Regions from separate parts of the Homo sapiens genome. Here region 2 is linked to region 1. A link is a loop called in an ENCODE intact Hi-C map of the cell type or tissue named here. Cell type or tissue: PC-3. All regions are shown on one strand. Links, peaks and the distances in the headings refer to the core of each region. The heading gives the core; the rest is flanking DNA. Region 1 overlaps PACRG (parkin coregulated). Region 2 overlaps LOC105378100 (a long non-coding RNA gene).

Region 1 (2,920 bases), core at 304-2,803:
GGCTGCGTGAACTCAGCTTGGGGCTGTGAAGGGACAGCCGTATATCTTGTCACCGAGGGCCACCGCAATGGGGAGCTGCACCTGACACATTTACATTTCACAAAGATATCTGCCACTCCGTGGACACGGACCAGCAAGAGGCTTGGATGACCTAGGATTCTGATGATGTATTCTCCATTTCAATTCTAGACTGTGTGCAAACTTCATTCTTTCTTCTACGTTCTTTAGTTATGACTATTACAGGAGAAAGGAAAAAATCGAAGGTGAAGGAAGCAAAGACAGAAAGGAAGGACGGTTTGGTGGCCAGAGCGAGGTCTTCCCACGTCACTCCCGGGACGTGTGCTGACGCGTTGCTCCTCCGTCCTGCAGAACGCCGTGGGTCGTGGCAGCAGCTGCAGCTGTTTCACAGGCTGTCCTCCCTGTAGACTAAGCATCTACTCCGCGCTATAGGGCAATGCGAGACAAAAAAGACCCCCGGGAGCTTGCCATCCAGCTGAGGAAGCCTAATTAGCCACGCTTCCTGTAGCATACAGTGGTCACTTTCTCCTCCATGGAAGTATGTCTGGGCCCACGCACCCCACTGCTTCCAGAGCCTCCACGCGCTGTGTGTCCCCCGTGGCGCTTTGCTTGCCACCGAGCCCTGCGTCTTGAGAACTCTGAACGGTTTGTTGTAGTCAAGACACTCGGAGATCCTAGAGACGCGAAAAGCAGGAGGGGAACGTGTGACGGCCACTGCGAGGCTCAGGGAGAATTTAATTCAAATTTGGATTTTTCTCACTCTTACGCTTTGGGGCAATACTGTTAAATGGTAAATATATAGCCATTGTATGAACAGCAATACACAAAGGAGTTATTTGGAAATGAAAGCCTTATTGAAGGCACTGGAAAAATTAAACAAATAAATGTTTCCTTTAGATTGCTCATTCAACATGCCTGAAGTGTTGTTCATTTGATACCGAATAGATGAAGTCATTTATGAACTCTATCTATACTTTTTCGTAATGACTAAGAAAATCCTAAATAGGCACGATTTCAGGAAGGAAGCCCTTCTGCTAATTTTGAGAACGTCCTGGCTGAAGCGGCAGCATCGCACTCTCAAAGGGAACAGCGAGACCACACCGGGGAAGGCAGAGTTGTCAGGTCCACGGGAGGAGAGTCCCGGCCCCAACACGCTCTCCTGCCTGAGATGCCTGAAGAGCTGGAGGCTGTTAGAAGGCAACGAACCAAACATTCTCCCAGGAAACACTAACTTGGGAAACTCCATTAAAAACCACCTGAGTGAATCAGGAAATGGTTAAGAGGTGACTGAGATGATGATAAAACTATCATTACCAGTCTTTCTTCACACTAAATACCTGCTTTCGGAAGCTTGAATTTTATGATGCAACTTGCCAGGCTCAGTAACAACAATGGTTTGTGTTACTTCCTAGGTACACAATAGCTAGACTGTAGAACTGACTGTAGAAATTAGCAACTATCTCAGACAAATACATGACGATTATACTGATAGAACAACATTCACCTTAGCCGCAGAGAGCATGAGACATTGACTCAGGCAGACTGACTCTCTCCACGCACCCAAGGCTGAATGACAGCCATAAAACCAAGGCTCTGAAATAAATAGCTGCGGAGGCCTCGTGGTTCAGCCGCACCGCCATCGGTCTAGGGCTGTGCTCTGGCCGTTGGCATGTGGAGCATTTGCTGCCAGGCGTAGCCACTTTGCACACATGGCGCTTGAGTGAACTCAGGCCAGATCCAAGCTCTTTCCGTACCCAGCATTTGTCGGAATCAAGCCGACTGCAGAAATCGCCTTGCCATGTGTTCCCCACTGGGGCCAGGTAATCTCGCTGAAGCAACACTGAGTGGAATTTAAAAAAAAAATGCTGACAGAAGAAATCAAATAGTTTCTTTCTGGACCAGAAAAGGCATATTTTTGATTCTCAAATGCTGAACTAAAAAATTTCAAGAGCTTTAAGGCCCAAGTAAAAGGATTTTCACCTATTAAGACCTGTAACCTTTGACGTCATCAGTCACAGCTAAAGCTGGCTTTCTTCTGATTGGGTTGCAGTGATGTCATCCGCTGTGGTGAGAGAGAAAGCGAGCCCTGGCGGCCTGGCTCAGGTCTTGGCAGGTTTGTGCAGGTGGAACTCACTGCATTTATTATTATCATGTTTCTTGACGACACTAAGCCATCACAGATTCTCTGTTGGATGATTCTGAATAAATTTTCCTTTTTTTTTTTTTTGAGACGGAGCCTCACTCTGTGGTCCAAGCTGAAGTGTAGTGGTGCAACCTTGGCTCACTACAGCCTCTGCCTCCCAGGTTCAAACGATTCTCCTGCCTCAGCCTCCTGAGTAGCTGGGATTACAGGTGTGCATCACGATGCCCAGCTAATTTTTGTATTTTTAGTAGAGACAGAGTTTTGCCATGTTGACCAGGCTGGTCTCGAACTCCTGGCCTCAAGTGATCCGCTCGCCTTGGCCTCCCAAAGTGCTGGGATCACAGGCGTGAGCCACCACACCCAGCCAAATTTTTCCTTTGTGTTTATTGGATTTAGTAGTTAAAAGATTGAGATGACCAAAACAGAAACTCCTTGTTTGTATTTACTCCTTGTTTTTTAAGCAGAAATGTCAATTTTAGTGAAATAAAGCTAAAAATTTTCAAAAGAAATTTATTCAACAGATAACATATTGCTAAAAAAAGTCATTAACAATAACTCATAATGTTTGCGAATTTAGAAATGGTTGCTTTTGAGTTTTTTTAATATGAATTAAGAAAGGGGAAAAGGAAAGCTACAGGTATATTTTATCTTTTAAGATATTTACAGTTTCAATACCTAGATTAAATTGTCACCATTTGTTTTGCCAGAAATGTGTTTGTTTGGGTTAGCTTGGACTGAATTTACTATATAGAAATAGTG
Region 2 (2,920 bases), core at 247-2,746, 83 kb before region 1:
TCCAAGGATGGAGGTAAATCCCATGTGCAAATACTGTCAAAACAGTGCCTCTCCTGACACCAAAACAAAAACGTGAGAATTTCAGTGAAATAGTCATGCATTGAGTAAAGTACAAAAAATCTGAAAGTTTTAATAAACTCAAATATATCTTTCAGAAACCAGTATACAAATGATTTCTCATTTACCTTTTTAAATACAACTAAATACACACAAAATCTAAGCAACATTTAGCATTTTCACTCTAAAACTTGGAGACCTCATCTTTTATCTAACCTCTCTTTTTTCCAGTACAGCGTCATTACCATGGAGTTTCATGTAAGTAGAAAAGCTTTGCAGAACCTCTTTTCTCAAACAAGAACCTATCCGAATCTGTATTAAAATGGCAAGGAATAAATGAAAATATCTATATGAAGTCTTAACTCAGAATTGAAATATTAAAAGTGACCGTTTTGCGTTGTCTCTTTCTCACAAAGCTTTATCTCATGGCATGATTTTTACTCCTCAGACATTTTCAAATATTTGATCCCTGAAGCTTTCACCCAACTCACTGCAAAGTTTAAAAATACTGCCTATTCCAAAGTGATTACACATGGTTCTCAAACATGATAGGAACTGGCAGACCAGCCCCCAGCTGTTTCCATGGAGACACTGGGAGTGGCAGTTATGCATTGTGAGATTTCTCCAGCCTGAAACTGTTACTGCCCTAGACTGAGACATACATGTTTCACAGCTAAGCCTGAATCCAAAATGAAATTAAAAGTTTACTGGCTAAATGCCAAATTCAAAACTACCCTGACCTGTCTTCCTCTGTTCTCTGACAGTGTGTACGTGTACAAGCTCGTCTGAAAAGAGTTGGCTTGTAAATGGGAGAAGCTGTCCAAGAAGTATTCTCACAATGAAATAATCATTTTATTTTGTCCATACCGACAAACAACCAGTCAATTCAGCTGGAGGAAAAAACAAACAAACAAACAAACATTTTATTTTCCAAATTTGTAATGAGTTCGCTTAATTATTTTTGGTTTATTGTGTTATCTACATAGTTGAATCTTAAATCTGAATTTTCATAACCTAAGGAAGGAGTCCCACTGAGTGATGTTTTATGTTACAATCATTTTACTGTAATCAATATTTAAGCGTATGGTAAAGGCAGCTAATATTGTGTCATAAACACTTCAAGTGAGTCACAGAACTCATTTCACCTGGAGGCTATGGAAGAGCCCTGGGCTTCCGCATTCCCTCCCTGACTCCTACTATGTCCACCTTTAATAGTTTTGTATGTGTCACTCCCTAAAACAACAACAACAAAAATGCAACTTGAAAACCACAGATCCATTCTAGCCTTTTACTCAGTTCACCCCTGTACAGCATTGCACAAAGACATGGAAACCAGCACAGATGACATTTGGAGACTACCAACCTTGGCTACTTGCCTTCAAGGAGCATTTATGTCATTTAAAAAGTTGCTGTACTTTAGCTTAGTGGCAGCCTTCTTTCCACCATTTTAGTATCTGCCATCGATTTTTCCATAAAAAACTGAGTGCCAGATCTTGGCTTTTCTTGACTGTTTAAGCTCGATATCAGGAAGAAAATGAGGAGTAAGACTTACATAACCTTACATTTTAAGGATAATTCATCTATAAAATCATTCAGCTTCCCTGAACTATGTGAATGGAATTTGTTTGCATGAATGTAATTCCACCAAAGGCTTCTAAACTGTGAACTAATCACATGATGTAATTCTGGAGGTTTCCCAAAATTAATCTTTGCATTAATTATCTTTTGCTCTCTTTTTATGTGTCATCTTGCCTTTTCACATTCCATTAGGTATCAAAACCAAGAGAGACAAAGTACAAGCTATTTATATTTTATCAAGTCTCAAGATAATGGAAAATATTTTATACCAATTAGAACTGCAGAAAAGCCAGGTGGTTCCTACACCCATATTTTGGCAGGATGCAAAAGAGCAAATAATTATGGGCGATACCTTAAAACACTTATTAAACAAAATCTTAAGAAGGATAGTGATTTCACTAAATTTTATTTTATTTTATTTTTTTGAGACAGAGTCTCGCTCTGTCGCCCAGGCTGGAGTGCAGTGGCACAGTCTCGGCTCACTGCAACCTCCGTCTCCTGGGTTCAAGCGATTCTTTTGCATCATCCTCCTGAGTAGCTGGGACTACAGGCGCCCGCCACCACCCCTGGCTAATTTTTGTATTTTTGGTAGAGACGGGGTTTCCCCATTTTGTCCATGCTGGTCTCAAACTCCTGAGCTCGTGATCCACCTGCCTCAGCCTCCCAAAGTGCTGGAATTACAGGCATGAGCCACTGCGCCTGGCCTTTATTTTTATTCTTTATTGAAATGAACCTGTGTGTGCACATGTGTCTGTGTGTTTGTGTGTATGTACAGATGTATAATGAGGTATGGTTAGAATGAACATTGCTTCAAGTCCTATTTCTTCACAGGCTGATTGACAGTGGGGAAGTCACCTCACTTCTCTAAACCTTACTTTTCTCATCTAAAATTACAGCTAACAATGCTTGTTCCATCTGTTTCCATTTTGTCATGAAAATCAAAGGAGGTAGTGGATGTGAAATTTTACTGATTACATATATAGGATCCAAATAACATGCAGTGGTGAATAACATAATTATACCAGTAACTCAATGTAGGATTTGGGGTGACCTGTTTGTCTTTAATGAGCCTATATTTCTTCACATATGAAAATGGTATTGAAGTGGATAGAAGTGATATTGCAGCATAACCTTGAGGACAGATAGATTTCTTACAACTGTTTTCTTTTCTTTTTTCTTTTCTTTTTTTGAGACGGAGTTTCGCTATTGTTGCCCAGGCTGTCGTGCAATGGTGCGATCTCGGCTCACAGCAACCTCCACCTCCCAGATTCAAGTGCTTCTCCTG

The links. Hi-C counts contacts between places; a loop is a spot of excess contacts. Peaks named below come from ENCODE experiments on the same cell type or tissue, not always from the same donor. Only the 100,000 strongest peaks of a DNase experiment are listed, where the experiment ranks them.
Region 2: a loop joins it to region 1, with 8 times the contacts of the local background. A loop is called at or near these places in 2 of 110 quality-filtered maps.

Annotation. Positions count from the first base shown.
Region 1 is chr6:163,307,991-163,310,910 of GRCh38, reverse strand. All of the region lies in intron 4 of PACRG (parkin coregulated), which reads right to left. PACRG-AS1 (PACRG antisense RNA 1) reads left to right here. Exons shown (of 6, transcript NR_028390.1): 6 at 1-926. Among named protein-coding and RNA genes, the nearest start is that of PACRG-AS1, 15 kb to the left of the region's middle. RefSeq lists an enhancer at 437-1,636. In PC-3, for the core only: no CTCF peak of the experiment used is centred there; DNase peaks (open chromatin) are centred at 1,240 and 1,380; H3K4me3 peaks cover 1,248 bases; H3K27ac peaks cover 2,360 bases.
Region 2 is chr6:163,390,530-163,393,449 of GRCh38, reverse strand. LOC105378100 (a long non-coding RNA gene) reads left to right here. Exons shown (of 4, transcript XR_943208.3): 1 at 1-315; 2 at 822-1,598; 3 at 2,532-2,638. Among named protein-coding and RNA genes, the nearest start is that of CAHM, 22 kb to the left of the region's middle. RefSeq lists a silencer at 539-833. In PC-3, for the core only: no CTCF peak of the experiment used is centred there; DNase peaks (open chromatin) are centred at 699 and 1,289; H3K4me3 peaks cover 1,220 bases; H3K27ac peaks cover 1,622 bases.